Regions from separate parts of the Mus musculus genome. Here all the other regions are linked to region 6. A link is a loop called in an ENCODE intact Hi-C map of the cell type or tissue named here. Cell type or tissue: heart. All regions are shown on one strand. Region 1 has its middle 34 kb from the start of E030025P04Rik. Region 2 holds the start of Gna13 (guanine nucleotide binding protein, alpha 13). Region 3 overlaps Cep112 (centrosomal protein 112). Region 4 holds the start of Cep112 (centrosomal protein 112). Region 5 overlaps Gm36876 (a long non-coding RNA gene). Region 6 overlaps Axin2 (axin 2). Region 7 overlaps Gm36876 (a long non-coding RNA gene).

Evidence for each region. Peaks named below come from ENCODE experiments on the same cell type or tissue, not always from the same donor. Only the 100,000 strongest peaks of a DNase experiment are listed, where the experiment ranks them.
Region 1: it touches region 6 in a loop (9-fold over the local background); 18 of 42 quality-filtered maps call a loop at or near these places.
Region 2: it touches region 6 in a loop (3.0-fold over the local background); 2 of 42 quality-filtered maps call a loop at or near these places.
Region 3: a loop joins it to region 6, with 2.7 times the contacts of the local background. A loop is called at or near these places in 3 of 42 quality-filtered maps.
Region 4: a loop joins it to region 6, with 2.4 times the contacts of the local background. A loop is called at or near these places in 2 of 42 quality-filtered maps.
Region 5: a loop joins it to region 6, with 7 times the contacts of the local background. A loop is called at or near these places in 25 of 42 quality-filtered maps.
Region 7: it touches region 6 in a loop (2.1-fold over the local background); 6 of 42 quality-filtered maps call a loop at or near these places.

What each region holds. Positions count from the first base shown.
Region 1 is chr11:109,176,758-109,180,757 of GRCm38, forward strand. No RefSeq gene overlaps it. Among named protein-coding and RNA genes, the nearest start is that of E030025P04Rik, 34 kb to the left of the region's middle. In heart, a CTCF peak has its summit at 2,282 (motif pointing left); no DNase peak of the experiment used is centred here; H3K4me3 peaks cover 191 bases; H3K27me3 peaks cover 1,081 bases.
Region 2 is chr11:109,359,712-109,363,711 of GRCm38, forward strand. Gna13 (guanine nucleotide binding protein, alpha 13) reads left to right here and starts at 3,083. Exons shown (of 4, transcript NM_010303.3): 1 at 3,083-3,545. The coding sequence starts at 3,263. Gm11696 (predicted gene 11696) reads right to left here and starts at 3,943. Exons shown (of 2, transcript NR_038097.1): 1 at 3,395-3,943. In heart, a CTCF peak has its summit at 2,102; DNase peaks (open chromatin) are centred at 2,250, 3,030, 3,490, 3,830 and 1 weaker place; H3K4me3 peaks cover 2,139 bases; H3K27ac peaks cover 1,982 bases.
Region 3 is chr11:108,750,829-108,754,828 of GRCm38, forward strand. It overlaps Cep112 (centrosomal protein 112), which reads left to right. Exons shown (of 27, transcript NM_001373899.1): 22 at 1,750-1,812. Among named protein-coding and RNA genes, the nearest start is that of Cep112it, 65 kb to the right of the region's middle. In heart, a CTCF peak has its summit at 1,631; a DNase peak (open chromatin) is centred at 1,673; H3K27ac peaks cover 259 bases.
Region 4 is chr11:108,423,587-108,427,586 of GRCm38, forward strand. Cep112 (centrosomal protein 112) reads left to right here and starts at 1,680. Exons shown (of 27, transcript NM_001373899.1): 1 at 1,680-1,765. In heart, no CTCF peak of the experiment used is centred here; a DNase peak (open chromatin) is centred at 1,515; H3K4me3 peaks cover 2,202 bases; H3K27ac peaks cover 1,308 bases; H3K27me3 peaks cover 213 bases.
Region 5 is chr11:109,028,262-109,032,261 of GRCm38, forward strand. All of the region lies in intron 3 of Gm36876 (a long non-coding RNA gene), which reads left to right. Among named protein-coding and RNA genes, the nearest start is that of Gm24149, 37 kb to the right of the region's middle. In heart, a CTCF peak has its summit at 2,395 (motif pointing left); no DNase peak of the experiment used is centred here; H3K27me3 peaks cover 350 bases.
Region 6 is chr11:108,923,131-108,927,130 of GRCm38, forward strand. It overlaps Axin2 (axin 2), which reads left to right. Exons shown (of 11, transcript NM_015732.4): 2 at 22-972. The coding sequence starts at 158. Among named protein-coding and RNA genes, the nearest start is that of Axin2, 4.8 kb to the left of the region's middle. In heart, a CTCF peak has its summit at 2,271 (motif pointing right); a DNase peak (open chromatin) is centred at 2,261; H3K4me3 peaks cover 3,367 bases; H3K27ac peaks cover 2,229 bases; H3K27me3 peaks cover 1,207 bases.
Region 7 is chr11:108,995,982-108,999,981 of GRCm38, forward strand. All of the region lies in intron 3 of Gm36876 (a long non-coding RNA gene), which reads left to right. Among named protein-coding and RNA genes, the nearest start is that of Gm36876, 17 kb to the left of the region's middle. In heart, no CTCF peak of the experiment used is centred here; a DNase peak (open chromatin) is centred at 2,020.

The DNA.
Region 1 (4,000 bases), 250 kb after region 6:
TTAGCTCCAGGAAGCATCTGAGACAACAAGAAGGGGGGCGCTTGATTCCTACAAGAATAACATTTCAGGTGGGGCATGGCGACGCACGCTTTTAGTTCCAGCACTTGGGAGGCAGAGACAGGCAGATCTCAGTGAGTTTGAGGCTAGCCTGGTCTATATATGGAGCTCTAGGCTGTCGAGAGCTACAGAGTGATACCCTGTCTTCGAAATAAACAGAACCATAAAAAGAAAGACTTCTCAGAGCAAAGAGATGGCTCCTGAAGTAACGACACTTAACCACCAAGCCTGGCAACTGGAGTTTGGTCCCCAGGATCCACATGGTTCAGGACAAGGACAGGACCAGGACCTATAGGTTTTCCTCTGGCTTCCACTCAAGGTGTGCCATAGCACATGCCCCCCGCTACACACACACACACACATGCATGCACACACAGTGTAATTTTTAAAATGTTTGTGTTTTTACTATACTGGCCTTTGGGAGTGCCACCACACTTAGAGACTATTCAGAGCTTCTCTGATCGTTTCCACTGTAAAATAATAGTAATTAACAAATTAAAAAGAGCCCTCTGGTTGTTTTTCTATCTCAACATTTCCCAAATTTAGTTATCTATAAAATTCTATTTCTATGATCCATGGCCATTCCTTTGACAAATGTTTAGAGAAATGCAGTTTGGGGTTATATCCTGAGCATCAGACTAAAGAGCTATAATACTTTTTACATTTGTATTTCATTTATTATTGTTGTTGTTGATGACGATGATGATGGTGGTGGTGGTAGTGGTGTGTGTGTGTGTGTGTGTGTGTGTTCATGGCAGGCAGAGTGTTCTTGCCATGGTATAGATAGGACAACTCTATGAAGTTGATTCTCTCCTTCATCTTTTCGTGGATATTGGGGAATCTGACTCAAGTAACCAGCTACCTTCACACGATGAGCCATCCCACTGGCCTGAGTTATAACAATTTTCAGAAACATTTGACTTAAAGCCAAGAGACAAGCCCCACCCCAGACTTGCCATGAGCAATAACTCCGCCCAGGAGGGAGGTGGTATGTGTGTGCATATGTGTATTTATTCAGTTCCCTTCATGGTTTTGACCTGCCGTGACCCTCCCTGAAAGCGAAGGTGAATTAAAATGAAATCGTGTGGAATGATGAGATCTTAACAATCCTCTTCACTTCCTCTGCCTCGTGGTGATGTCATGCTCTACCCGGCACTCCCCAGGCTGATTCACTGATGACTTACAACTCCATGGCAGGCAGTAAGCTCTAAAGGGGTTAATGTCGCTTGCCCTACATGACCAGTGGCAGCATTAGGGTGTGGATGCTAAGGCCCCTGAGCTTCCCTAAGCCAGAAGCCCTCCGGTCCCCTGGTGGACCATGTTCCTGTCCACACATCTCAGGAAGGAAGAAATCCCAGCTTCCAGGATGTGGCCTCCCTTCTTCTAAAGTGTTCCCCACCCACACAGTGACTCTTCCTGTGATAAATGGTGGCTCCTCTTGATGCCCTGAAACAGGCCTGTTCTCAGTGACCACATCTCTACAGCCTTTCCAATTTGAAAGAATCTGGTTTCCGAGTCCCCTAGTTGCTTCTTTAGTGGGGCTTGGACAGGTGAGTGGTGAAGGCCATGCAGGTTTGTAGCCAATGTCTCCTGATAGCCTGGTCCCCTGTAGATAAATAAAAGTTCCTGAGTGTCCAGAAGGATGTAGGCCATAGCACAGTGCACACTGCTTAGCCGGTGTTGATTAACGCGTGTCCAACAAGGTGCCATACCAAATAGTTCTAATGTCTATCTTGTGGCAGGTCTCTCTCTCCTGGACTCTCATTTAAATGGTCCAACAACCCTGTAATGGCATTAGATCTTCAGTTCACAGGGTAGGAAGCAGAGACTGGGGCATTTGCCCAAAGCCCTACAGCTAGAATAAGAGTAGAGAATCAAACCCAGACTCTGCCTCCCTCCTGGGGATGTGAATTTCCTCCTAACCTGCCACCTTTGACCATGCTCCCTACAGAACTGGCCCTCTCTTGGGGCTTCTTTGGCCTGCTGGCTCCTTCCCTCTGTGCACACCTGTCCGTCGCTCTGTCCCTACACTTTGTCTTGTGTTTCTAATCTTCACTATTCCCCCTGAACCCTAACGTGTCTCTCCTCCCTTCTCCCAAGAAGGCAGCCCCAGGAACCCTCAGAACACTCCCAGGCAGCCTGTTACAGGAAGAGTTAGCTTTCCAGACCTGCTTTCTGGTTCATGTCACCTAACTGTGTAGCAGAGCCACCTACTGGCTATCCTAAGCAGAGGGCCCAGAAGCCCTGGGAACCCGCCCAGGTTCTTCAACCTGGTGCACACAGCAGTTTTTATAAAACTCCCTCTTCATTCTTCTCTATTCTCAGCCTGAACTAAGAAGACCAGAGAGGACCTTTATCCTTTGTCTTTGTCATCCTGCCCTAAAGACAAAAATCAAAGGGAAGGGACAGCTTTGATGAGAAAGCATCAGCCACTATGTGAGGTTGATCATAGCGTGGCCAAAACGTCCAGAAGGCTCTGGGCAGAAGCATTCACAGGCAGATGGACAATGGGTGACTTTCTGGAACGCAGACGGAGGAACAAGATGGCTCAGGGCAGGCTGACCTGCTGTAGGCTGTGCTCTGAATGGGTAAAACAATCCCTGGGGCATTCTCTCTGTCTCTCTGTCTCTCTGTCTCTCTGTCTCTCTGTCTCTCTGTCTCTCTCTCTCTCTCTCTCTCTCTCTCTCTCTCTCTCTCTCTTCTGGTGAGCTGATGTCATTCAAATAAAATACAGTTCCAACGTTGAGCTATGGGGAGGAGAGAGACAGAGAGATAGCCACATGCTAGAAACTCACCTCACCAACCTACAAGACAGTCAAGGAGATAGTGTCCCAGAAAGAGGGTTTCTTGGGCTTCCTTGGGGCATCATGAGATAGCCATGGATGCTTCTTTGATGGAGGTTTAATGGGATGGGATCAGAGCACTGAGCCTGGGGTACCCCAGAAGGAAGAGCAGGGCTGAACAACTGATGGAGCAGCTCTAGGGCAGTTACGCAGGAGGACTGTGTAACCAGCTGTCGCAGGAACTCAGGCGAACCAACCTCAGTTCCCACTATCCACGTAAGGTTGGTTCCCAGCAACCACGTTGGGCAGCTGTGCACATATGCCTGCATACACCCCAACACACTAAAGAATAGAAAGGAATAGATGAAACGGATGTCATAGAATACTTGAATTACCCAAGAAGATGCAAAGTACTGTTCTTTTAACATGGAATCAATGCTTTAAAATTGTCAATGAGGTGTGTTACATTTACCATCAGACTGGCTGACCAAACTCTGGGGTCTATTTGGTTGTCAGAGCACACATCTCAGGTTGGACCATATCTGACCTGCATGTGGCTGCTGGCCACATGGTAGAGGATGCTGACCTCCACACACATTGCCTTTCCTACCTGAACAACTTCAGTCCCTGGGGACAATCGGGACAGTTTGGATGCTCACACTTTAAAATGAAAGGTGCCACTGGCCTCCTGTGGGTAGAGAAGAAAGACACGTAAGACAGACACCCCCACAAGGAGGATTGATAAGTTTTCCACATCACCAGGGAACTCAACACTTCCCGTAATGCTAGAGGATGGTCAGAGCCGAGTGGACCGGGCGATGCCTCTGCCGACACACCCTCAAGAACCCGCCTCAGACAGGGCAGGCTTCCAGGCGCCACTGTCAGGACTTCCTGGTGCTTTGTGATATGGCACAGGGATACACCCAGAGCCACTCAGATAAGCCAGATTGTGTCCGCAATGATTACAGTCCTGCAATTATCCACACGCCGCCCCACCCAACCTTGACCTGGCTATTGCCATACATTGTGGCTCCTGTGCAGAGCAACTATTTGATGGAGGAGAATGAGAACAGGACAGCCTGCAGTTGTGAAGTGTGCAACCTATGTAACTGAGTATGACAGTTATACTCCCAGAGAGAAGGGACTATGCTTTCTTGTCA
Region 2 (4,000 bases), 440 kb after region 6:
AAATATCGCCAGTGCCATGACAGTGTAAGGGAAGGCAGCCCCTTCTGCTGCAAATCACTTCCACCACCACAGTTTAAACACAGTGGCGCTGCCATTCGGGACAGGTTGCACACTGTAGCATTCTCATTCATTAGATGCTACATAGCGGCCCTTTCTTTCATTAATGTTACAGACTGCAATACTTCCAGAACTCCAGCGTCAGCTGATGTCAAGTATCATTTATGTAACAAAGCTCTTCCTTAATTCACCTTTTCTTCCTTCCATGCTGAGATCCACTTTACATATGGTTTGGCCATTTCCACATACGCAGCTCAGCACTTGGTACAGTCACAGTGGTCTGTCACCACCGCCACTATCTGTTTTCCAAATACTCAAAACAATTCATTAAGTACTCCCCATTCGCCCCTGCTTCTCAAGCCCTGGCAACTACTTCTTTCTGTTTCTGTGGGTTTACTTAGTCTGGACATTTCACAGAATCCAAACCATACCATGAGTGCCTCCCACACTGAGGGTGATATTTTCCAAGCTGATTCTTGTAACATGTATCAGTGTATGTGTGGCGTATGTGCGCACCTGTAGGGAGGGGCACATGTGTGGACTTGTGAGTGCACATTATCCGTTGAGACAGAATCTCTCACTTGGACCCAGAACTGGCTGCTTGAGGTAATCTAGCTAGTCAGCCAGCTCTGGGAATCCTGTCTCTGTCTTCCAAGCCACCCAGCCCACCTGGCATTTTTGTGGGCTCCGGGAGATCCGGGCTACAGCCCTCCTGCTTGAACAGCAGGCACATAAATCACGGAGCCACCTCCTCAGCCCCTTCTTTCGGCACTTTTACTCTTTTTTATGACTGCACGATCTGTTGCTTGGATGAATCACATTTTGTTTAGCCATTCATTTGCCAATGGGCATTTGGGTCGTCTTAAGTGGTATTCATTTATTTTGTTGTTGTTCTTAACAGCGCTGCCAGGACCATGGGTGTCCACGTTTTTGCCTGAGCAGCGTGCTGGGTTTTCTGAGGGTACACACCTCGGAGTGGACCTGCCTGGTCACGTGGTAGTTCTATGTTTAGCTTTTGAAGAACCACTAAACGGACTCACTTTTATGCTTATGATTTACAAAGTGTCTTGATCACCAGTTACACAAAGCAGCCAAACCCCAGCCCGGGCTTTAAACGTTTCTTTTCAGAAACCCTGATTAGGGCAGCCAGGCTCAACCCGAGCCAAATTTGTTCCAAGGCGAGGTTCCACTCAGGACTTTGAACAGCCTCCCTGCTGTGTTACATGTCCCGACAAGAACTGGCCAGGCAGGAATCCCTTCCTGCCTCCTAGGCATCCTTGCTTTTCCACTCTGTTGTGTACACCTCAGGAAAACGAAGATGCTTAATCTAACGTACGCATTTCCCTCCTCTGTTTCTGCTAATGAATTCGGACTAGAACATGGAGGTAATTCAGGGCCTTGGTGTCTACCTGTCCTGGGTAGAAGCTGGCCTTTTCACGGCCCTAGAACAGGGTATCCCTAACAGTGATCAAGGTATATACAGAGATCAACCATCTATGACAGACTTTGGTCACAAATCAGTCCTGACTTTAGCAATCCACAGATGCTGGATGCGAGCTCAGCCTACTTTGCACACAGCCTACTCTGTGGGCTCAGGTCCGCTCGCGGTCTCAGTGGATGTAACAGGAGACAATTCTACTACATGTATTGTTTACTGCAGCCAGTGTAGTGAGTGAGTCGTGAGCTACCCAGTCATTGGCCCAAATGGACAGTAACTGATGGACTGACTTATAGTGCTGGTTTTTAAAATTTTAAACTTGTGCATGTCACGGTGTTGACCTCTTTACCCCAACTCCCTAACACACAGGAAGTTCCCAAGTTGCACACGAGTCAGGTCCCAGGAGCAAAACCAGACAGGCATCAACTTTGAAACTGACAAGAATGAAGAAGTTGGCTTCTGAGGTCCTTGCTACAGTCATTCAGCTGTCACTAGTCACGTGTTCCCCAGGAGTCTCTTTTTCAGGTGTTCTGGCCTGATCTGCTGGTATGACAGAAAAAAAAAAGTTTCTTGTCTGTCATATCCTCTGTAATCCGGCAGGAAACCCAAAATGTGCCTGCTGCAGTCCTAGGCTGAGCGCTTATCTGCTTCCTTGGGAAGAACGTGCATCAGAGTGTCCGGTTTAGGGGGATTTTCAACATGACCTCACCCTCTCCACCATTCACTGACCTCAGAAGGCATTACCCAAGTCACAAGTGCAGCTCGGATGGGAATCTAATGAGTGAGCCAGCCGCCAGCGACCTTCCTGGCACATCTCACGAGAACATCAACTCCAACTTCCCCTCAAACCAGGGCAGGTTATCAATAGTGCCCTGAGCTGCTAGGGTGAGGTGTTGATCAATAACGACATCTGACATCTACTTATCCTTCCAGATTCGGGATGGTTAGGATGACAAGGGGGCGGGGAAGGGTCGCTGCTAATTAAACGCACGATCTTGAAGGAAAGCTCTTGCCTGCCGGTAATACCAGAAACGGACAGGGAGGCTGAAGCAAGACGATTGTCACAAATTTAAGCCAACTTGGGCCGCAGGGATCTTGTCTCAAGAGTTAAAACAAAACAAAACAAAACAAGGCAAACTGTAACGAAGGAAGGCTTGCACTGGTCGGGTGCGGGGATGTCCCAGCCAATGGTCTCAAAATAGGTCGCGTGAAGGTGACAGCAAGCGGCGGGCGAGTAACTATGGGAAAGGGCAGTGGGATCTGTAGTGAGAAAGATGCCCCAGCGGAAAGGGGTCAGGATGGGCTTTGCTTACTCGCCTCGGGGCTCCGGGAAGCGGTGGCACTAAAGGGAAACAGAAACTCTGGATCCGCAGGCGCGCGCGCCCAGCCTGGCCCACGTGACCCGGGCTCCGCCGCTCTCCGAGCGCGCTCCCGGCTGCACAGGAGCGCGTGACTCCCGCCGCTGCCGCTCCCTCCTCCGCTCGGCGTGCCTGCGTGCGCGTACCCGAAAGGCAGCGGGCACGCGCACGCCCAGAGGGCCGCCGCCCCTCCCCGGGCCCGCCCTCCCTCCCTCCCTCCCTCCCTCCCACCCTCCCCCGGCCGGCGCGGCCCGCCCTGGCGAGTCAGTCCTCGGGTTCCCTCCCTCCCCGGGCGCGCTCGGGCCGCCGCTGCGCTCCCCGCCCTCCAGCCGCCTTGCCGGAGCCGCCCGCTGCCGGAGGAGGAGGTGGAGGAGCCGCAGGGGCCCGCCGAGGCGGCGGCGGCGGCAAGATGGCGGACTTCCTGCCGTCGCGCTCCGTGCTGTCCGTGTGCTTCCCGGGCTGCGTGCTGACGAACGGCGAGGCCGAGCAGCAGCGCAAGTCCAAGGAGATCGACAAATGCCTGTCGCGGGAGAAGACCTACGTGAAGCGGCTGGTGAAGATCCTGCTGCTGGGCGCGGGCGAGAGCGGCAAGTCCACCTTCCTGAAGCAGATGCGGATCATCCACGGCCAGGACTTCGACCAGCGCGCGCGCGAGGAGTTCCGCCCCACCATCTACAGCAACGTGATCAAAGGTGCGGGGCGCGGCGGGGCTCGGGGACCCCTGGGGAGCCGGGCCGGGCACCGCCCTCATCCGCCGGGTCCCCAGTCGGAGGAGACCGAACGGGATCAGATCGGACGGGCGAGCGGGTGGGCGCGCCTTGGGCACCGTTCTGTGCGCCCTGTTGCCCTGGTCCCTTCGATCCGGGACGCCCCGCTGTCCCCCCCGTGCTACCCCGGTGAGGGTCACGGTCGGCCCAGCACTCCGCGGCTGGCCTCGCCCCCTCCAAGAGGGAAGTGCGGCGAGTAGGGTGACTCGGGGCAGCGGGGCAACTTGTGTCCTCCCTGCACTCCGGGCAAGACCACCCATCAGTAGCCCCAGGTCCTACACTCCCTATCCCTTCCTATCCTTCTTTCCTTTCTGCCCGTCCCTGGTGGGTGACCCTAGTAACCGGGTATGTTACCCTTCCAGCTTTGGGCTTCCTAGGCC
Region 3 (4,000 bases), 170 kb before region 6:
CCTGTGTCTCCTACCACGGTTCCCTCCCAATTTCTTATATTCTCTTAGTGCTGCCAATATATGCAGGGGTTTGGGGTCATTACTGGAGCATGTATACACATTCAAGAGTATTATTCCCCAAAGAAAACGGATTCTTCCCCCTCTTCGCCATCAATTGCCAACAGTTCCTCAGCTAAGGGTGGGGCTTCCCGATACCTCCCCCACTGCCTGCTAGGATTTTGTCTCGAATGATCTTGTGCAGATCTTGGGCTTGCTGACAAGGCACTGTGAGTTCATGTTTGACTGCCAATTGTGGCCAGAAAACAATTTTAATACAGTCATCCACCTCTTCTGGCTTTTACAGTCTTTCTGCACCTTCCTCCTGAATGATCCCTGGACCTTAGGAGAAGGCATGTGACATAGATGTCCCATTTAGAACCTCTGAGTTTGAGCCACAGCACTAGAAAAGAAAGAAGGAAGGAAGGAAGGAAGGAAGGAAGGAAGGAAGGAAGGAAGATGGGAGGGAAGGGGAAGGGAAGGGAAGGGAAGAGGGAAGGGAAAAGGGAAAGAAAGAGGAGAAGAGAAAAGAAAAAAGGGCATGGACTGTGACTTAGAGTTTGGGATGAATGTTAAAATAGCTACTGAGTTTGGTGTGTGTGTGTGTGTGTGTGTGTGTGTGTGTGTGTGTGTGTGTGTGTGTTTGGGGCAGATGTTAAGTCTCAGCTCCATCATTTTCTGTACTATATGGTGATAGGCAGGTTGCCAAAACACTTTGTGCCTCAGTTTCCTCACTTATAAAGTGGGAGTTCATAATGATGCTGCTTCAAAGAAAAGAAAGAACCGATAGAAATTCCAGCTACTTTGACAGTTGTTTCTAATCCCATAGAATGTCTTAAAGTAAAAGGTGAGGAAACTCTAAGAGAAATCAAGACAAAGATATGGAAAATAGAAACAGTGAAGAGATGACAAAACAGAGAAGCTGGATAGATGAGCAGACATGCTGAAACCATTTCCAAGAAATGAAGGTCTGTGTGCTTGACAGGGAAGGGGCCCTGGATAGGGTGGGTCACTCTCGCCTATCTGAGCACCAAGGAAAGGTTGAAGATCTCAAGCACTCCCAGAGAGCAGGAAGAGGGTCACATCTAAGAGACCAAGGCTTGAGTGGCAGGAGGACAATCACGTTCTAAGCAGTGTGGACTTATTCTGGGAAGGCTACCCTAGTTCCAGGAGAGAAAACTTTGATTTAGATATATTTGTCACTTCAAAAGATTGCTCTTGTGTGTTCAGCCAAGTAGGGGCTCAACTCTGCTTAGTGGTCTGAACTTTTCACGCCTGTCTTTGTCTGAGCGCACTTATTTTCCTTTTCAGCTAAGGTGAAGAGCATTCAATTCACCCCCTTCCTTCCCTTCCTCCTCTGCCAGTTCCCTGTCCCATTTGTCTCCCTTTCCCTTCCTGCTCTTCATTCTCCCTTCCTTTACCTTTGAGCCGCCACACTTGCTGTGTCTATTTCTGTCTCTCCTTCTCCCTTTTTCTTTCTATCCACAGAAGTCTTATGTTTGTCTAATAATTGGCAGGAGAGATCTTTTTTTCTTGCTTGCTTCTTCAGTGATGAATAGTTGGCGTCAGATCAAAGACGAGCCCTGTGGTTTTCTGGCTGCCCAGAAGGGCGGTGCAGCTGGCAGGCATCCCAGCTGCCTGGTGATAGGCATGTGGAAGAGATACCAAGCTCACAGGTCACTGTGTGTGTGTTCGTGTACGTGTGTTTTGCAGGCCAACAGCAGGCTGAAGCAGATCGAGAAGGAATACACTCAGAAGCTTGCCAAATCTTCTCAGGTAAGCATGAGCCAAAGACACAAAAGAAAACAATCAATCCAAAAGCAAACGCAAAAGGGAAACCGACAAACACAACAAAGCCTTTGTACTTCAGAGTTAAATCGAATTCTTGTCAGTTTTTCATGGATTAGTATGCTATTTTTATGGGTAGATAAATAAAATATGTTTTTAATACTTCGGTCTTATTAAATTAGGAATAATTGTACATATTGAACCATTTGAACCAACATACTACACACACACACCTTAATGTTCTCACACACACACACACACACACACACACACACACACACACAAAGATGTTGTAAAACTAGCTAGCACACTGAGCAAGCCCAGGCCGAAACACATTTCACAAGGGCAGGAGATACACACCTACATTTGTGATGTAAGCAGGTTGATAACATCTGTTTTTCCCTTTTTTTTTTTCAATATTCTAACTTGTTGCACCCATGAGCTAGCTTGTTAACTAATTTAAAATGACATACAATTCTAGGTTAAATTATAAGCTCAACTGCTGGCTTCTTCTGGAGGAAGGAAAAGAATCCCTGCATCCATCGCTGGCTGGTTAACTCTGGCTGTTTTCCTACAAGGAAGACTAACAGTTAAAACGCCACCTCTGCTTGAGGGGTGATGCTGGCAGTACTTTTGCTGCACGAGTTGGTCCATTTTCCAATAGCTTCAGTTAGGGAGCATCAAACCTCTGGAGTACCGTGAGTTCTCCTAGATGTAACCAGTGGTTACCTTCATTTGGTAAATGAATAACTAAACCATTTAGTTTTACAGTTTTCCTGTCTAGTGATTTTAAGTTTGGCTTTAGTGTCGTTGCCTGTGTACAATGGTGTATAAAGTGAAATTCATGTAACATTTTATGAATGCCTCATAAAAGGAGCAACAGAACAGATGGCAATACCCAACATTCCTGGGCAAAAACCTAGTGACTTTATTCAGTCTTCCGTATTGGCTCCGTTTTCCAGTTGAGAAAACGGAGAGTTAAGAGCTGGCTAAGGATGTAGCTCAGCAGTAGAGGGTAGAAAACAGAGATCAGAGAGATGAGCTCATAGGAGTTAGCAAGTGACTAAGCCAGGACTCAGCCTGGATCTGACTTCAAAGTGGCAAGCTTGACCTTTGACATACCAGCCTGCCCCAGTGCTTCACCTTCCCAATACAGCAAAACTTTGAATATGGTTATCAGGAAATGTTAATTCTGTAATTGTTTCTAAAATGAGCGTGTTATATAATTCACAAACCATTAAGAAACCCAGAAGTCTCTAATTGAATAGTCATATGTGTTCATGTGAAAGATGATTATGGCATGGTTGCCATTATTCCAGCCCTTAGGAAGAAATGCCCTTGTCAGTCTGCCAAGATGATGCTTATAACCAGCTGAAAGAGATCTGAGCACTCCCAAGTTAACGTTGAAACAGAAACATGAAAAATTGCAATTTGGCATCGTGCTTCTTTTGCTTTATTTGAAATGGAAGATAGAGACAGTAAGATGGAAGCTGGCTAATACAAGTGCTTAACTCACAAGAGTGTGAACAGAGTGTAAACTTAGGCTGAGCTACAGAGTGTGTGCAGAAGACTGGTCAGGTGACATTAGAGCAAATTAAATGCTAGCGTGTAGAAAAGCCCAGGAGTCCACAGGCTGGGTTGGCATACCAGACAGTGGTGCCACCTGTGTGTCCTTCAGGGAGTTTACCTGCCACCACTGGAATCTAGTTTCCTCATTAGTCAAGGAAAGATTATTACCTACTTCTTAAGACACTGTTAACTAGTAAGTAAAATTAATAGCCAAAGCACATAGTGCCTTGTATGTACTAAAACATTTAATAACTGTTAGCAACCTTAGGTGTGTGAATATTTCAGTAGGAAAAGGAAGAAGAAAACCAAGGAAGAGATCTAGAGGAAAGTTGGAATTTTTTCATCAGACACCATGCTTTGAGGTGCTTAAAGACTGATGAAATTTCTCTACAAAATTTGGAAATGTGCAAGCATGCTATTTTTCTTCAAGACATTAAGGGAAAGGCCGTGGGAAAAAAACCAGTAACTATCAGGCACGGTAATCATTTCATAAACTAAAGATCAATTGATGCCAGAAACACACATACTAAAGGAATGTCAAATGGAAGATAGCCTTACTCTGATAACAGCACTCGTCTGTACCCATCTCTGAGACAGTGAGTATTTA
Region 4 (4,000 bases), 500 kb before region 6:
GGGATTCCGTGCAGCAGCATCAAAGAGAAGGCCAAGCTGGGGTGGCTGGCCCACAGCAAGGCACGCACCACTGTGGCCTGCACCCAGATTAACTCGTGAGACAAAAGATAAGCTGGTAGAAGCTATCAGGACCAATGACAAAGCCAGGTACAAGGAGATCTGCCACCACTGGGTGACCTATGGTTCCCATTTTCAAGCTGGAAAAGAACTTGCCACTGAACTAGGTTAATTGTACACTGCTAAGTTTTCTGTCCATAAATATAGATTTAAAGTCATCCTTCAAAATGTACAATATAGTTATGGCCCATAGTCACCACGTTGAATGGTGACTTTAGTCCTCTTGAATTTCTTTCTTCTACTTGGAAGTCTGTATCCTTTGATCAGTAAGTGCACCTCTTCCAAGTGGTCTCTGACTCGTCTCATTTCTGCATACGTGGGTTTTACAATCTGATTCTTAGTACCAACGATCTGGATTGTGGGACAATCGCTCAGCTGCGAGTGTGCTCAAATAATGCTTTTGGAAACCAAATATTCTTGAAAGCATTCTTTCTTCTGTAGTACAAATTGCCTCTGAAATAATGAACAATTGCTGTCTCTTCCAGGGAGGTGGATTCCAAAGTGCACCTTGAAAGAACGTAGTCTTCTTCTGGAAGCTGAAAACAGCTAATTGCAAACAAGCGACTCCTCTACTTTCCTTATGTAAACTTGAAAAGATGCTTCAAGCTGTGCTTCAATTGAGGTTTGGCACCACACTGAGTGCATCGCAAAGACTCTGCAGAGGGATTCTATTGTGAACTTAGGTGAAAAGCAGCGGCACACTGCATTTCATTGAAGGGAGTGTTTTTTACAATTTAAATTTTGTTTCTGTTGGTATTTTAAATTATCCAGTTCAGAGCTTCCAGAAACGTAAAAGATCAAAGAACACCAGTACACAGCAAAGTTGACCGCCCGAGGTCCACCAGACTTCCTGGGAAGCGCAAAAATACATTTTCTCCCCTACTTGATGGTACTATTCTGTACAGAGTGTTAAACAGAAAGCTTTTAAATTTCAGTTCAGGATCTTGCAGGGTTAGTGTTTTCAGACTTATGATGGTTCTAAATAACAAATGTAAATATCCTGCTCGTTGTTTTGAATAATTCACCTCTGGAGTGTGAACTAACAAGGGTAAATTTTCATGCTTCGGACTTACTCAACGGTGATGTCTGTTCAAACGACAGGCTTTTCTGCCAATTACTGTCCAGTAGTTCCATCACTTTTGAGTTTTTCTTGTTCTTTCTCCTCAATCTTTAAAGTGCTCACAAGCGACTGAGTAAGAAGTCAGGAAGATGCAGCATCCACTGTATAGTCCAGGGATCACAGAAGATTAAGCCTGGAAACTAACCGTTCTGGGGAGATGGGCTAAAACCACGAGCTCGGCGCCTGCGCAGTAGACTAGACAGTTACCATAGCAACGGAGCTGCTTGCTGGCGCCATTTCTCGGAGGGTGGGGAAACAGTGAGGAGGGAAGTCTCCGCCCTTAGCATGCGAACTGCCCGAAGGGCGGAAATTCCCGCCCCCTCGGACTTGAGGAGCAGTGACAGACCTAACCCGGAGCGTCGCCATGGCAACAGAGTTGAATGCCAGCCGCAGCTCGAGGGGGCGGGACAGGCGAGTTTGCTAGTCCCGCCCCCGGTTTGCTGGACGGCCCGCAAGGATTTGAAACCGTTTGGCTGTGGCGGCTGGGCGTCGGCGGCCGAGTGGACGGCTTGCTTGTTGGGGCGCCAGGTTCTCTCTCTCTTGTTTCTCCCATCGACAATCCCCACCCGCCTCCTACTCCCAGGTTCTGAGTGGAATTTTGCGCGGGATGGAGCCCCCGCGCGTGCGGGTTGGCCCGGGGAGGGGCGTCGCCCGCAGGCCCGGGACCCGCGCTTGCGGCCTGTGTGGCGCGCGCGCCGGCGGGGTCAGCAGCCGAGCGACGGCCAGGGAAAAGTTCTCAGGAAAGTTTGGGCAGGCGGCATGGCGGGACCCAGAACCCCGAGGTAGGGGGCTTGCGGTTGTGAGAAGAGGTCTGTGTCCTGGAGCAGGTAGGAGAGCGGCCCGGGCCTGGGTGGGCCACACAGGCGCCGCTCCCGGTGCCCACTCGGGCGGAGGAAGTGACCGCCAGGAACCGGACCGCTGCAGTTCTTAGGTGCTGTCAGATCAGTCAGAGGAGGAGAATCAGACTGCAGGCCGACTCCGAGAAAGTCCTGATGAACAGTGAACTTGCAAGGACCCAGACTGGAGTCCCTGCCCTTTGGGGACCCAGCCTGGAGTCCTTGCCCTTTGTGGGGACATAGAGTGTAGTGATCCAGAGAGCAAATAAATAGGACCGCTGACCTTTGTTTCATCTTCGAGACAGAGTGGAATTCACAGAGATCCACCTGCCTCTGCCTCCTGAGTACCCCCCCCCCCATCAGTATGCTGGTATTTTTATGATTTGCATTTCCTATTTAAAGATACATGAAAGTAAGATAGAAAAGGCAATCAAAATGCCAGTGAACCTCATTACACAGCGACCACCTCTCCAATGCCCAGCAAAGCGGAGAGGAGGATAATTGTGCAGTATTCAGGTCCAGGATTGTCTCTTGGATTTGGGTCAGGTCCTGCACACTGTTAAGCCCCAGCTTCAGGCCTGTAAAGGACAATGGGAACTGTTCCTGTCAAGTTAGGTGCATTTGATGACATGCCGGGATACAGTTATGACACTCATAGTCTTGACCTCAGATATTTTCAGGAACTGTCCAACTTGTTTTAAAGAGAGTCTCTCACTTGGACCTGGGCTCCCTGATTAAGCTTAGCTGGCAGCCCAGTGTCTTCTGGGAAGGCTTCTGTCCCCCCTTCCTTCAAAAAAGGCAAAACAACCAAAACCCCCAAATGTGCCCGGGTAACCCTTGTTGATTTGTTGGCGTTTCAGGGCTTCTGTGTTATTCTTCACAATATACTCAACATATAATCTGATGGAACAAAAAGCATTTACACAACTTTCAGGAATAGATTGCGCTTGGCGAGGGGCATGCTCTGCATATGAAGTGTGTCTCTCCTTTTTAAGGATGTTACTATTGCTGGCTTGCTTGAGGTTTGCTGACTTCTGTGGCAGCCAGGAACCCTAAGAAGGTCTTAGCCCATTTCATATTTCATAGCTGTCCACAAAGAAATGGATTTTTTTTAAAGGCGAGACTAATGAGTTAAATAAAAGGCAGTATAAATACAGAATATAACTAAAAGGAGAGCCACCCAACTTCTTTTATTCCTTCTGAGGAATTCCTTTTTATTCCTTTTGTATATGCAATAGTCACATTGTAGTCGGTATCAGTGAAAGGCATACTATGAGTAATTTAATCCTAAGCCAGAATAGAGCTTTACTTATTTTACAGTTTTTTTTTAAATGGTTTTTCTCCATAGCTCTGGCTGTTCTGGAATTCACATTATGTAGACCAGGCTGGCCATGAACTCACAGACATACCTGCTTCTGCCTCCCAAGAGTCAGCACACACCACAGTGCCAGGCTTTTATTTTTCTATCTTGATACCTTAAATTCAAAGATCTGAGGAATAGTATAAAAACCTTTTCAACAGCTAGACATAATTTATGTGCACAATGTAATTTGTGTAGCAGGAATTCCTTCAAAAATTGAGATGTTAATTTATATATTTTTTGTTGTTGGCGAATGAATAGGGGCAAGGAAAAGCAGACTTTTAGCTTCACTATGTATCACTCCGGCTCTGTTTTTACGTGGGTTTGGCATGCACACAGATTTGGAGGCCAGGGGTCAAACTTGACCTCAGATATTTTCAGGAACTGTCCAACTTATTTTAAAGAGAGTCTGTCACTTGGACCTGGGCTCCCTGATTAAGCTTAGCTGGCTGGCTAGTGAGCTCTAGGGAGCCACCTGGCTCTGCCCTTCCTTCCGGTGCTGGAATTGCCGTGCCACCCCTTGGCCCAGCTTCTTACTGGTTACTAGAGAAGCCCGTTCTTCCTGTC
Region 5 (4,000 bases), 110 kb after region 6:
GATAGGTAGGTAGGTAGATGGGTGGATAGGTAGATAGATAGATTAGATAGATAGATAGATAGATAGATAGATAGATAGATGATAAGTAGGTAGATAGATGATAAGTAGGTAGATAGATAGATAGATAGATAGATAGATAGATAGACAGATGATTGGTAGATAGATGATAGGTAGATAGATAGACAGACAGACAGATAGATAGATAGATAGATAGATAGATAGATAGGGAGATAGATAGATAGATAGATAGGTAGGTAGATAGATAGATAGATAGATAGGGAGATAGATAGATAGGGAGATAGATAGATAGATAGATAGATAGGTAGATAGATAGATAGATAGATAGACAGACAGACAGATAGATAGGGAGATAGATAGATAGATAGATGGATAGATAGAGAGATAGATAGATAGATAGATAGATAGATAGATAGATAGATAGATAGATAATAGTAGGTAGATAGGTAGGTAGGTAGATGGGTGGATAGGTAGATAGATTAGATAATAGATAGATAGATAGATAGATAGATAGATAGATAGATAGGTGGATGATAGATCATAGGCAATAGGTGATTAGATGGCAAACGGATAATGGATATATATATATATATATATATTATATATGATAGATGGATCTGTAGATAGATGATATAGAGGTCACAGGCAGACAGAGTGTAAATGTAGTCGCCAAACAAACAGGATGTGTGTTGTTGTACCAGGAAGTGGATACTTACAGTTCGTAGTTTCTGACAGAGGAATTCAGAGTGTTCAGAGGAGGGATACTCCTAAACCAACCAGCTGTGGCCAGCAGGCTGCTGTCAGGTGGTGGGGAAGTGGCTCTACTCACAAAAGAAATGTGCAAGAATAGGGAGGCATTGAGAATGTGGGGAAAGAAGGAGAAAGCAGAAGACCCTGGCCCCATGGCCTTAGGGCATTTGCTCTCTTTGACACTGGAAACAGCATCCATTTTGTTAACATTGAGTTCTGTGTGAGTGTGTGTATGTACATGTGTATGTGGGCATACATATGTAGAGGTATGCACGTGGTGCGTGTAGGTCAGAGGACAACCTCAGGTGTCATCTGCCTTATTTCTTCAACTCCCGTCAGCCCAGAGTTCACGAATTAGACTAGACAGCCCCCAGGATGTACTGTCTTCTCCTGCACAGCATGCGGATTGCAAGTGTGCTACCAAAGCCCAGTGCGCAGATCTGTTTTGTGTTGGCTTTGAGCTCAGATTGAACTCAGATCTGGCTAAGCTTTCTCCCTGGCTCCTAAGCTTCAACTTTTGGATGTCTGGAGGCAAGTGGGGACAAGCAGGAAGGGTGATTTTCTTCTTCATTTATTGTGAAATAGCATTGGTAGCTTACAGATCAAAAGAAACGAAGAGCAAAGAGATTTCCCTACCGTTGTCTTTTACCAAAACAGGAGCAGGGACAGGAGCCTGGAGATTCTGAGGTTTTTCTTAGGTGGCATGGGCAACAGGGAAGAGGAAGAGAAGGAGGAGCAGGAGGAAGAGGAGCAGGAGGAAGAGGAGCAGGAGGAAGGGGGGAGGAGGAGGAAGGAGGAGGAGGAGGGGGAAGAAGAGGAGGGGAAGGGATATTCCCGGAGAATGAAAGAATTACAAGATACTATCAAAGCTGAGATGAGGTGTCTGAAGAGACCTGAGACCTGAGAGGGCATTACTTCCTGGGGCCCAGTAAGGTGCAAGGTGATCCATGCCTGACTAAAGATCCTCCCTTTCGGGTTGCTCTTCTGACTTAGAGCTATGTTCAGTGCCTGGCTGACATCCTGTATTGGCTGAAACACACACATCCTGCCTCTGCAAACAGACGGATTGTCCAATTGTTTCCGGTCATTGTTACTACATAGCGTTCTGGTCAGCGCTGGTCGGTGTCAGCTGGGCAAATCACAGTAAAGTGACAGAATCCTTTCATAGGTTTTTATCACTTGTTATCATTCATGAACCTCATTCTAGCTAACTGATGTAGCTGGAAAGGCAAAAAATAAGACAATGACCTGCGCTGACTCTATACACAGAGTCAACACATGACAGTGTTGTCCACTGCATTGCAATGTCTTGGAAGTTTTTCTGGGGCCCAGATAGGCTGCGAGGTTAGTGAGAGCAAGTGCAACTGAGTTCTAAGGGGGCTCTTTGCCAGGAGGTTAGTCTGGAGAGAGAGAGAGAGAGAGAGAGAGAGAGAGAGAGAGAGAGAGAGAGAGAGAGAGAGAGAGAGAGAGAGAAACTGTCGATATTTTGTCTGTTTGTCAGCATAGTTACTGATACAAGAGACGTTTTAGGAGAACAGACATGGGGCTGCTGGACTTTGGTTAGATTTTCAAATGGTAGGTGACTCACATCAGTCCCAGGTGATCCCATGCCCTCTTCTGGCCCCTTCCAGTACTGCATCCATGTGGTGCCCAGACATACATACAGGCAAAACACATACATTAAAAAAAAAAAAAAAAAAAAGGTAATTTTTCTCCCCAAAAGAAGGGACATTCTGGGCATGTCATGAGTTCTAGTTAGCTTTTTATCACTGTAATAAAGACCATGACCAAAAGAAACGTGGGCAGCACAGGGTTCATTTCCCCTTACATGTCCCAGTCATAATTTATCATAAGGGGAAATGAGAGAGAGCAGAAAATCAAGGCAGGGCCTGAAGCAGAGGCCATGGAGGTCTGCTTACTGTCTTGATTCCCATGGCCTGCTCAGTCGGCTTTCTCGTATGACCTCAGACCCCCTGCCCAGGGCTAGAACCCCTTCTCACATCAGCACTGATCAGGAAGATGCCTCACTGACTGTCTGATGGAGGCATTTTCTTAATTGACGACTTCCAATGGTGTCAAGTTGACAGAACTCTAAGGCACACCATGTGACCAGCACATAATGGCACCTCCTTTTCTGGTGACTTCTCTCTAGAGGAGAAGCCACTTAGAAACTTGGATGTCCTATGTTGGGTTCCCCCAGAAATCATAGCAAAAGCTCATGCATAGCAACTTGTTGGTGAGGAGGCGCTGCTGTGTCAGTTTGGATTAACATTCCTCCTCCTTAGCCTCCTCTGCCCTTCAAATCAGAGAGGCCTCAGAGGTGGGGAGAATGTTGTCTATAGAGACATTTGATAACATCTAACTTGTGGGCACATCAAACCTTCTCTCTCTCTCTCTCTCTCTCTCTCTCTCTCTCTCTCTCTCTCTCTGTGTGTGTGTGTGTGTGTGTGTGTGTGTGTGAGAGAGAGAGAGAGAGAGAGAGAGAGAGAGCACATCTGTGCTTGTCCATGTGCAGGTCAACCTTGGATATTGTTCCTCACACACTGTTCTTCTTTTCTTTCTTCTGAGCAGCGTTTTCCACTGGCCTACAACTCAGTAAAAGACTCAAGGAATACATGTGTCTCCGTCTCCCCAGAGTGGGGGTTACAGATTCATGCCAACACATCCAGCTTTTGAAGCATGGGTTCTGGGCAGAGAATTCTGCTCCTGGAGCTGGCAAGCTGATTTCTTCTTAGACTGAGTCATCATCTCCCTAGCCTGTGTCCAACCTGGGGACATCACAGTGCAATGTTGTCATCGACAGAATGTCACTCCTAAGAACTGCATGAATCAGTTGAAAGAGCTATCATAAGACCAAAATTTATGACTATGTTTTATGCTTAGTTTCATACCTGAGCAAGGCTGCATGTAGCTTCATAAGACCCATAAGTTGGACACACATGATGAAGACATCTTTGATTGTCATGGGTAAAGGGTTGCTACTGTCCTAAGGTAAATAGGGACCAAGAGTATTGCTCAACACATTATAAAGCACAGTTATCCCCAGACAAAGACAATTTCAGTCCCTGGTGCAACATGCTTGCCAGGTTAAGCAGGGCTGACTTAGGGTGATAGCTGGAGCAGGAGCGGGAGCGGGGGGGCGGGGGCGGGGGCGGGGGCAGGGGCAGGAGCAGGAGCAGGAGAAGCAGCAGCAGCAGCAGCAGCAGCAGCAGCAAGCTGGGAAACACCCAAC
Region 6 (4,000 bases):
CCCCCCTCCTTTTCTTTCCAGAGAGGAGGCTCACATGAGCCCCTGCTGACTTAAGAGAGACCAAGCCGATTGCTGAGAGGAACTGGAAGAAGAAAAAGGAGGAGGAGGGAAAAAAAGCAAAACAAAATCCAAACTCAGTGAGACGCTCTCCCTCACCATGAGTAGCGCCGTGTTAGTGACTCTCCTTCCAGATCCCAGCAGCAGCTTCCGCGAGGATGCTCCGCGGCCCCCGGTTCCGGGAGAAGAAGGGGAGACCCCACCGTGTCAGCCTAGTGTGGGCAAGGTCCAGTCCACCAAACCTATGCCCGTTTCCTCTAATGCTAGGCGGAATGAAGATGGACTGGGGGAGCCCGAGGGGCGGGCCTCCCCCGATTCCCCTTTGACCAGGTGGACCAAGTCTTTACACTCCTTGTTGGGTGACCAGGATGGTGCATACCTCTTCCGGACTTTCCTGGAGAGGGAGAAATGTGTGGATACGCTGGACTTCTGGTTTGCTTGTAATGGGTTCAGGCAGATGAACCTGAAGGATACCAAAACTTTGCGAGTGGCCAAAGCAATCTATAAGAGGTACATTGAGAACAACAGCGTTGTCTCCAAGCAGCTGAAGCCCGCCACCAAGACCTACATACGAGATGGCATCAAGAAGCAACAGATCGGCTCGGTCATGTTTGACCAGGCACAGACCGAGATCCAGGCAGTGATGGAGGAAAATGCCTACCAGGTGTTCTTGACTTCTGACATTTACCTGGAATATGTGAGGAGTGGGGGGGAAAACACAGCTTACATGAGTAACGGGGGACTGGGGAGCCTAAAGGTCTTATGTGGCTACCTCCCCACCTTGAATGAAGAAGAGGAGTGGACGTGTGCCGACCTCAAGTGCAAACTCTCACCCACCGTGGTTGGCTTGTCCAGCAAAACTCTTCGGGCCACCGCGAGTGTGAGATCCACGGAAACAGCTGAAAACGGATTCAGGTGAGGCTTGGACTGGGCTGGGCTGGGGTGGGAATGGGAATGGGGGTGAGCATCGGGGACAGGGCCTGGAAGATGAGCTAGCTTTGCAGATGTCTTCTGTAAGGGTGGGTAGGTGGTGGCTGGCTAGGCTGGGGGAGGCTGAAAAGGGTTGATTGAGAGCTAGGGCTTCTGGCTAGGAACCCTTTGATCTCATGTTTTGTTGTTTGTGTGTGGGGGGGGGGTGGGGGGGGAGTTGCAATGCAGACATAGCTGAGTACCTGCAGCCTTCCAGTGCTAACTTCAAACGGTGGCAAGCAGTGTTTATTAATATGGTTACTTATTATCCTGGGCTGTGGGGAGAGAGGAAAAGAGGAAGAGAGGATATGAATACAGCAGCTTTTGATGCCTCTGAGTCACTAGACCTACTAAGCGCCAGTTTGGGAAGAGGTCATTCCACTGCTAATCATCAAAGTAGAATGACTCTGGCTTGGGGGGAGGGGCAGCTGGGTTATGGTGTGCACTGGGGGAGGGGGCGTGGGGGGGGATATGAGTGGAACTGCTAGCGACTGCAACTGAGTTTTGCAGTTCCCTTTGTAGAATTCGGTATTTCCCAGGAAGGAAGGAAGCCTTCTGACTAACTTGGGGAAGGCCCTGAGACTTTCTCCTATGAAGGAGCCCACACTTTGGAGTCTGCTGGGCTATTAATCCAGCTTTCAAATGCATTTGAGCCCCCAGGGTCAGACATCAGTTGATGGTTTGTTGCTTAGTGCTGATAGAGAAGTGTGTGTGTGTAGGGGAGGGGGAACCTGGCCGTCCAGACCACTTTCTCTTTTCAAAGATTCTAAAACAAACAGCCCATTATAGATTGACTAAGTCTCAAGATACTTGGTCCTTGCAGGCAACTTCAGACCTGTTAGAATGCATTTCCCTGCCCTTTGCTTCTGGCGATCCCAGAAGAGGATGCACCTATTATAATTTTAGTCTGTTGCCTGTGACATGCAGGACGGGAGGTGTGTGTGGGGGGGGGAGGGGGGGTCGGTCACACTGGATTGCTATCTGCATGGCTTTATTCTTCTGTCCCTGTGCATTTCTCCGTGTCAGGGACTCAGGATATGATCTGCACAGGGTCTCTGGAGATCTCGCTGGCTTTGCGGGGCGTGGCCTCCAGTGTCCTGCAGCAGCTGGAGGGGGTACGCTCCTGACTGCTGATCTGGAGCCTCTTGGGTTTCCACCATCAGGTCCTGCATGATGTAGGCATGAGATCTCCAGTTTTGACTGCTGCTGGCAAGTAGGGGAAGGGCTTGCTCTCCAGTCACCAGAGGGCGCTCTTGCAGCTTTGGGAGTGAACTTAACCAATTTTCAGACATCTGGTCTACACCTAAATGGAACTGGCTTGACTTTCTGAAGGCAAGTGTAGGATCACAGGAGGGGGGAGTGGCTAGTGGCTCTTGGCTTGCAGAGCTAGGCTGTTTGCTTGAGGCTGTTGGGGCTGCTGTAGCTGGGTGCACACGGGCACCTGCATCCCTTGTCCCTCTCCATTGCAAGACTTGTAGGTAAACTTGGCCGTTGGCTTCCTGCCCCCGCAGCCTGGCAGCCAGTGATGAGACTCCTTAAGGCCTGTGGTAAGGCTGCTTCCCCAGCAGTCTTCTGACAGAGGGTCTTCTGTGCTTTCAGTGTCAGGCCCAGAGTGTCACCGTTGTAAATAGCACACAGTGCGGTTTCCCAGGGTCAGCAGTAAGAAAGTGCTCTCCAGGCAAGGCGCTGGGAACTGTGGAGACCATTGATGAATGAATGGAGGACAGCTCTTGAGTGACCCCGTTAGCTTCCACACTGGGTCAAGCACGTGTTCTCCTACTGTTAACGCTGGAATGACATATTTACCTGGACACGCCCAGGTGGCCCTTACTTCTTTCTAACACGCAAGCTCTCCTCCTAGTACAGTGTCTCTGAAAGGCCAGTTCCAGCCTCGCCATAGCATTGCTTGGGTAGAAAACTTTCTCACTTTCATGGTCCCATCTGTGAGGTGGGTGGGCACCGTCCCCTCCTGTCCGTGTCCTAAGGTTGTTCTTAGGATCAGAGTCATAAACATGAAAGGCTTTTGTAAAGGGAAACATTTTGAAAAGATGTTAAGTGTTATAATTAGTATAATTAACAATAATAATTGGGTCTCCAAAAAGGGCAGCAAGGTTAGCACATGGCTGTTTTAAATGGCAACTCTGAAGGTTTTAGCCCATTCCTCATTATAATATTTTAGATCCCCCCTCCCCTACTTTCTCTATTTTTTGAACTTTTAAAAGTCTGCCTTTCAGCATTATTGGAACACAGGGACCAGCCCCCCCCCCTCTTAGAGTTGAGTCTCCCCCACCCCCATCTGCTCACAGCTCACTCATCCCGCTGGAGCCAAGTTGAGGAGGCTACCCAGTGAAGTGAATGAAGGAAGCAGCTTGAACCTGCTGAGGGGCCAGTCTACCTCAGCTGCACACTGTCATCTTGGCCACTGGGTGCCCAAGGCACCGGCCAGCCTTCCAAGCCCTGTGTTTATGTGGGCACTCAAAGGAGCCTAAGATTTTAACGACTTGTTTGTACCCTTACCGATTTGGTGTCGGGTTTAATATAAATAGTTTGGACGGAAGAGCAGAAATTACCCTTGGAGGGAAGGGCTCTGGTTTGTGCCTGGTTGAGTGGGTTGCCCAGGCCCTTGATGGTCTCTATAAATAGCTAAGGGCATAAGTGACCTGCTGGTGGGAGCGTGTGTCCTAACCCCTCACACAAACAACACCCCTTCCCCTGCCAGCGTTGAGGTGTGTTAGAGCTGTGTGGAGCCAGGGCTGTGAGCTAAGGCGCTAGGCCCACACTTATTTTAAGAGGGGGAGGATACAGAGATGAGCATTCAGAGAGCTCCCTGTGTGCGTCCCTTTCTGCCCCTTCTGCCCTGGCCCTGGGCAGGGTTCATCTACCTCCCCTTGGGCCTTCTGCTCTGGCCTGGCTTAAAATCCCAGGGGCCCAGCAGACTGTCCTGTGCCGGCCACAAGGCCTTCCTGTTCTCTGA
Region 7 (4,000 bases), 73 kb after region 6:
TGGAGTGGCATCTCAATCTCCTTAAAGCCACGAAGCATATTCTTTTCCTACCACCTTGTGTTTCTCATACTGTGGGAGTCTTGTAGACACAACTCAGAACAGCTTATGTGTGGCCCTGGGGGTTCATAGTTTTCTACAATAGTAAGGTAGATACAGGGTTTGGAGAAGTTAAATATAAGTTTAGGGTGGGCTCTGGCTGTGAAACTCAGACAACATTTTCTTAAAGTTGACCTCTATAGCTGAGAAATACCAGTGAAAAGTGGGAGCAGGGTCCCCTGGCCAGCAGGTGACTGAGTCTGTGTGGCTGTGCACATGTCGCACATGTCCCCAGAGGAACTGTGTTCCTTTGGTGAGGCTAGCAGAGGAGTTGATGTGATTCTGGGAATGGTTCTGCTTTTTTCTATTTTCCTCCTCCTCTTTGTCACCCACCTTCATCAATCTAGAGGGAAACAAGCTACATGAACTACATGAAAGGCTTTAGGAATATATTCTGTCATGCTCACAGGAGGGCATCAGGCTCTTTATCTGGAGTCACAGGCTGCTTGCTACTTACACAGGGACATGGGTCTGAAGGAATAATGCCAGCCTCTGTGGTTCTTCAGCAAAACTTTCAACCCCAAAGACAGGGAAAAGTCTAGACATGGCTGCCAATGAAGATGGGTCTCTCTTAGTGTCTCAGCAACACCGAATCTCACCCAGGAACACTGTAGTGATCAATCACTTATTATAAGATAGGAAAGGGACCCATTTATATTCGTTTGGATTCAGTTCAGTAACACAGCTCCACAGCGATGGCATCTTAACTAAGATGCTACTTATTCCTCCTTTCCATGAATGTCCAGTGGAAGGAGGCCTAGCATTAGGGTGGGGATTGTGAGCTAGAGAGCCCCGAGGACCAGGCTCCTTTTAGTTTCTTATGCATGACTTTCAGAGTTGCCTTTTGGTCTAAGATGGCAGCTGTAGCTCCAGCCATCGTGTCCATTGTCTCCAAGATGGCAGAAGAGAAATGAAAGAAAGGCAGAGCTGGCACACCAGTGCCATTCCTACATGCTGCTTACACACAGGTGCCATGGGCCAACCTTGATCATGACCACACTTAAGGAGGCTGTGACTAAGAAGCTGTGAAGCTGTGACCATGTCTTTGCTTGGAAATAGAGTAATTGCAGATGTAATTGAGTCGAGATGCTATTGGACAATGAGTCCAACATGGCTGGCTGTGTGAGGATGACAGATATGCAAAGAGTACACCATATTACTGGGAAGTCAGAGACCAGTGGAATGCTGACAAAATTAAGGAGTTATGTGGAAGACCCAGCAGCTAGATCTCTCTCTCTCTCTCTCTCTCTCTCTCTCTCTCTCTCTCTCTCTCTCTCTCTCTCTCTCTCTTTCTCTCTCTCTCTCTCAGAGCTTCTGTAGAAATCCAACCAAGGTTGGCTATCTACCCTCTAGAACTGGTACAAAACTTTTGTGCTATTTAAGTCGCTCAGCCTGTGGTATTTTGTTATGGTAGCCCTAATAGGCTCACGAAGATGCCATGGTTTTGTATGGTTTTTGTGACGGAAATGTCTTTCAGTGGCTGGAAGCTCTGTTTCTCAGGAAGATGAAAGCCTTGGTTTCCCTTACAAAGGGAGTAAACTAATGCCCAGTGGTGGCTGTTACCAGGTTTTATTCAAAGTCATCAAGTTCAATGCAACTTTTATCCATCCCCCCTTTCCTGTGTTCCAAGCACCAGGACAGATGCATGACCCCAGGAAACCGGACAGGACTGAGAAAAAAAATCAGAGTATGGGGGTGGGGATGGAGGTGAGGGCTACCATCTTGGTTCTGGACTCCTCCTCTACTTTAAACTGAGATGTTTCTGGTCACTGGCTACCTCAGTGCCTTGGCACTGGGAACAGTGAGCAGAGCAGCCCCAGATTCTCAGTTCTTCTGCCAGGCGAGAGTCCAGAGTTGAGGCTGATGTGTGGAGATCAAGTCTTCTCCCAGTGGGTGCTGAGCCAAGCTGTCTTGGTATTTGAGTTGCTCCATCTGTGGCTGCTTATCTTACTAGGTCAGAGCATGCTGCAGCTACAAAAGCCAAGTCCCAGTGCACTAGGGGGCTGGCTGGAGCATCTTGTTCATGACCTCCTGACTCTAGTGGCGAATCACCAACAAGTCTGTACAGGGCTAGAGTGTTTTGTTTCCTTTTCCAGGCATCGGTTTTGTCACCCAAGCTTCATGGTTATCTCTACCTACAGTGTGTGGGCACATGTGATTGTCTTCCCTCTCCCACCACCAGTTAGTTCAAGTATCACACAACAACAAGACCCAAACTGACCAATTGAGCAGTGAATAATGGTTTACATGACCAGTGACCATTTCTCCACCTTTGTTTTCCATCATGATGCTTCCTCTCCCCCACCCAGTGAATATCATTTAAGTTGGCGTCATTTCTGAGACCAGCCTAAGCTAAGAGATGTATTTTCCGTGGCATCCATTTAAGCGCATTATTGCATCAACATGGCATACCTCCTGGTCATCACAAGTCAGTTTTTACACGTGTGCACCATTGGTATAACATGCATTAAGGTGAAACAAAGGGCCCATGTGGAGTCTTCATACCACCACTAGCTTAGAGATATATTATCTGCACGGGGGGAAGTAGGAAGAAAGTTTGAGGCCCTTATTGTAATAAGGAGGACACATAAACAGGAAACAGGTCAATCTTACCTGAGTCCAGGTCCTCAAGGATTAAGGTGTAAGGGTTGGGCGTGCACCGGGATAGGGTGATAATGGGGCAGGAAGGAGTTTTCCTCCAGAGCCAATGGGGGTTAGGACTGCTGGCTTATGATTATTTGGCGATTCCATCTCCTTGACCTGCAAAACCACCAGGGTTGGAAGTAGGAAAGGTTTCAGCCAAGAGGAAGGGCTCTTCACCAGATGCTGCGTGTGAGACAGTGATGTATGGACCTGGTCAGAGTGCCCAGGGTTTCCATACACAATACCTTTAACCAAGTAGATAGTAGAGAGGTAGAAAGTGCCTTCTTCTGGCTGCCCCACATTGAAAGCTGGCTACTCTTCCTGCAAAAAACAGTCAGTCTCCCGACCATACAGTTAAGCCCAAGTTCCTCGTAGGTGTTTGAAGTCTTCAATGTGTGACTGGACTAGGTCCAGTGGGGGTGGAGCTGGTGGTCTGCTATATGGTAGTTCTCAAGAAAAGAATAAAAAGAACAAATAAAACACAAGCACAGAAACATGAAAACAAGCCTACAAGGGTCCAGAAAAGAAAGCTGATGGCAACCTACCCCCAAAATGGGCTCTGCCAATCAAAAGGGTCCTACCAGAAGCCTGTGTCAAATTGGTGTTCTCTGACTCCAACTAACAGGAGTCCAGAGATGGTGGCCTATCCCTGGGGTGGACTCCACTGGCTGGGAAGAACCCGTTAGCTTTAACTAAGACCTGGGTCAGAATGTCAGAATGAAGCTATCGCCAACTGGAGGGGGCTGTGGAGTGTTTTCTGAGCCCCCCAGCCAGGAGGGAGTTTACAGTGTGTTTGCCCTATCTCCATTGGCCTCCAGGTTGTGCAGACAAAAGAAATCACTCCATACTGAACACTACTCAGACTAAAAGACTACTCAGAACACGACAAAGACAAGACACACACAGCACACAGAGGTGTGCCCCAACTCACTGATCAGTGGAGTCAAATGCTCTCAAAAAAAAAAAAAAAAAAAAAAAAAAAAGCTCTGCTATTGAGTCAAGGGGGATCCCAGTGTTTTCAGCCAATGCACCAAATGTAAATGTCCAAAATTTGCTGAAGGAAGACCCCAGACTCAGATAGTATGCAAAAACAAAGAGCATTTATTCTGCAGAAACAAATAGCATGCTGGGGTCATCATCATTTCAGAATGGCGACAGAGTCAAAGGCATTCAAGCCCCTTTTATAACAGAACTGCTTAATTGCTTAACAGACTTCTAAAACCTAGATCATATTCCAAGGGGTTATACAAACCATAAATGA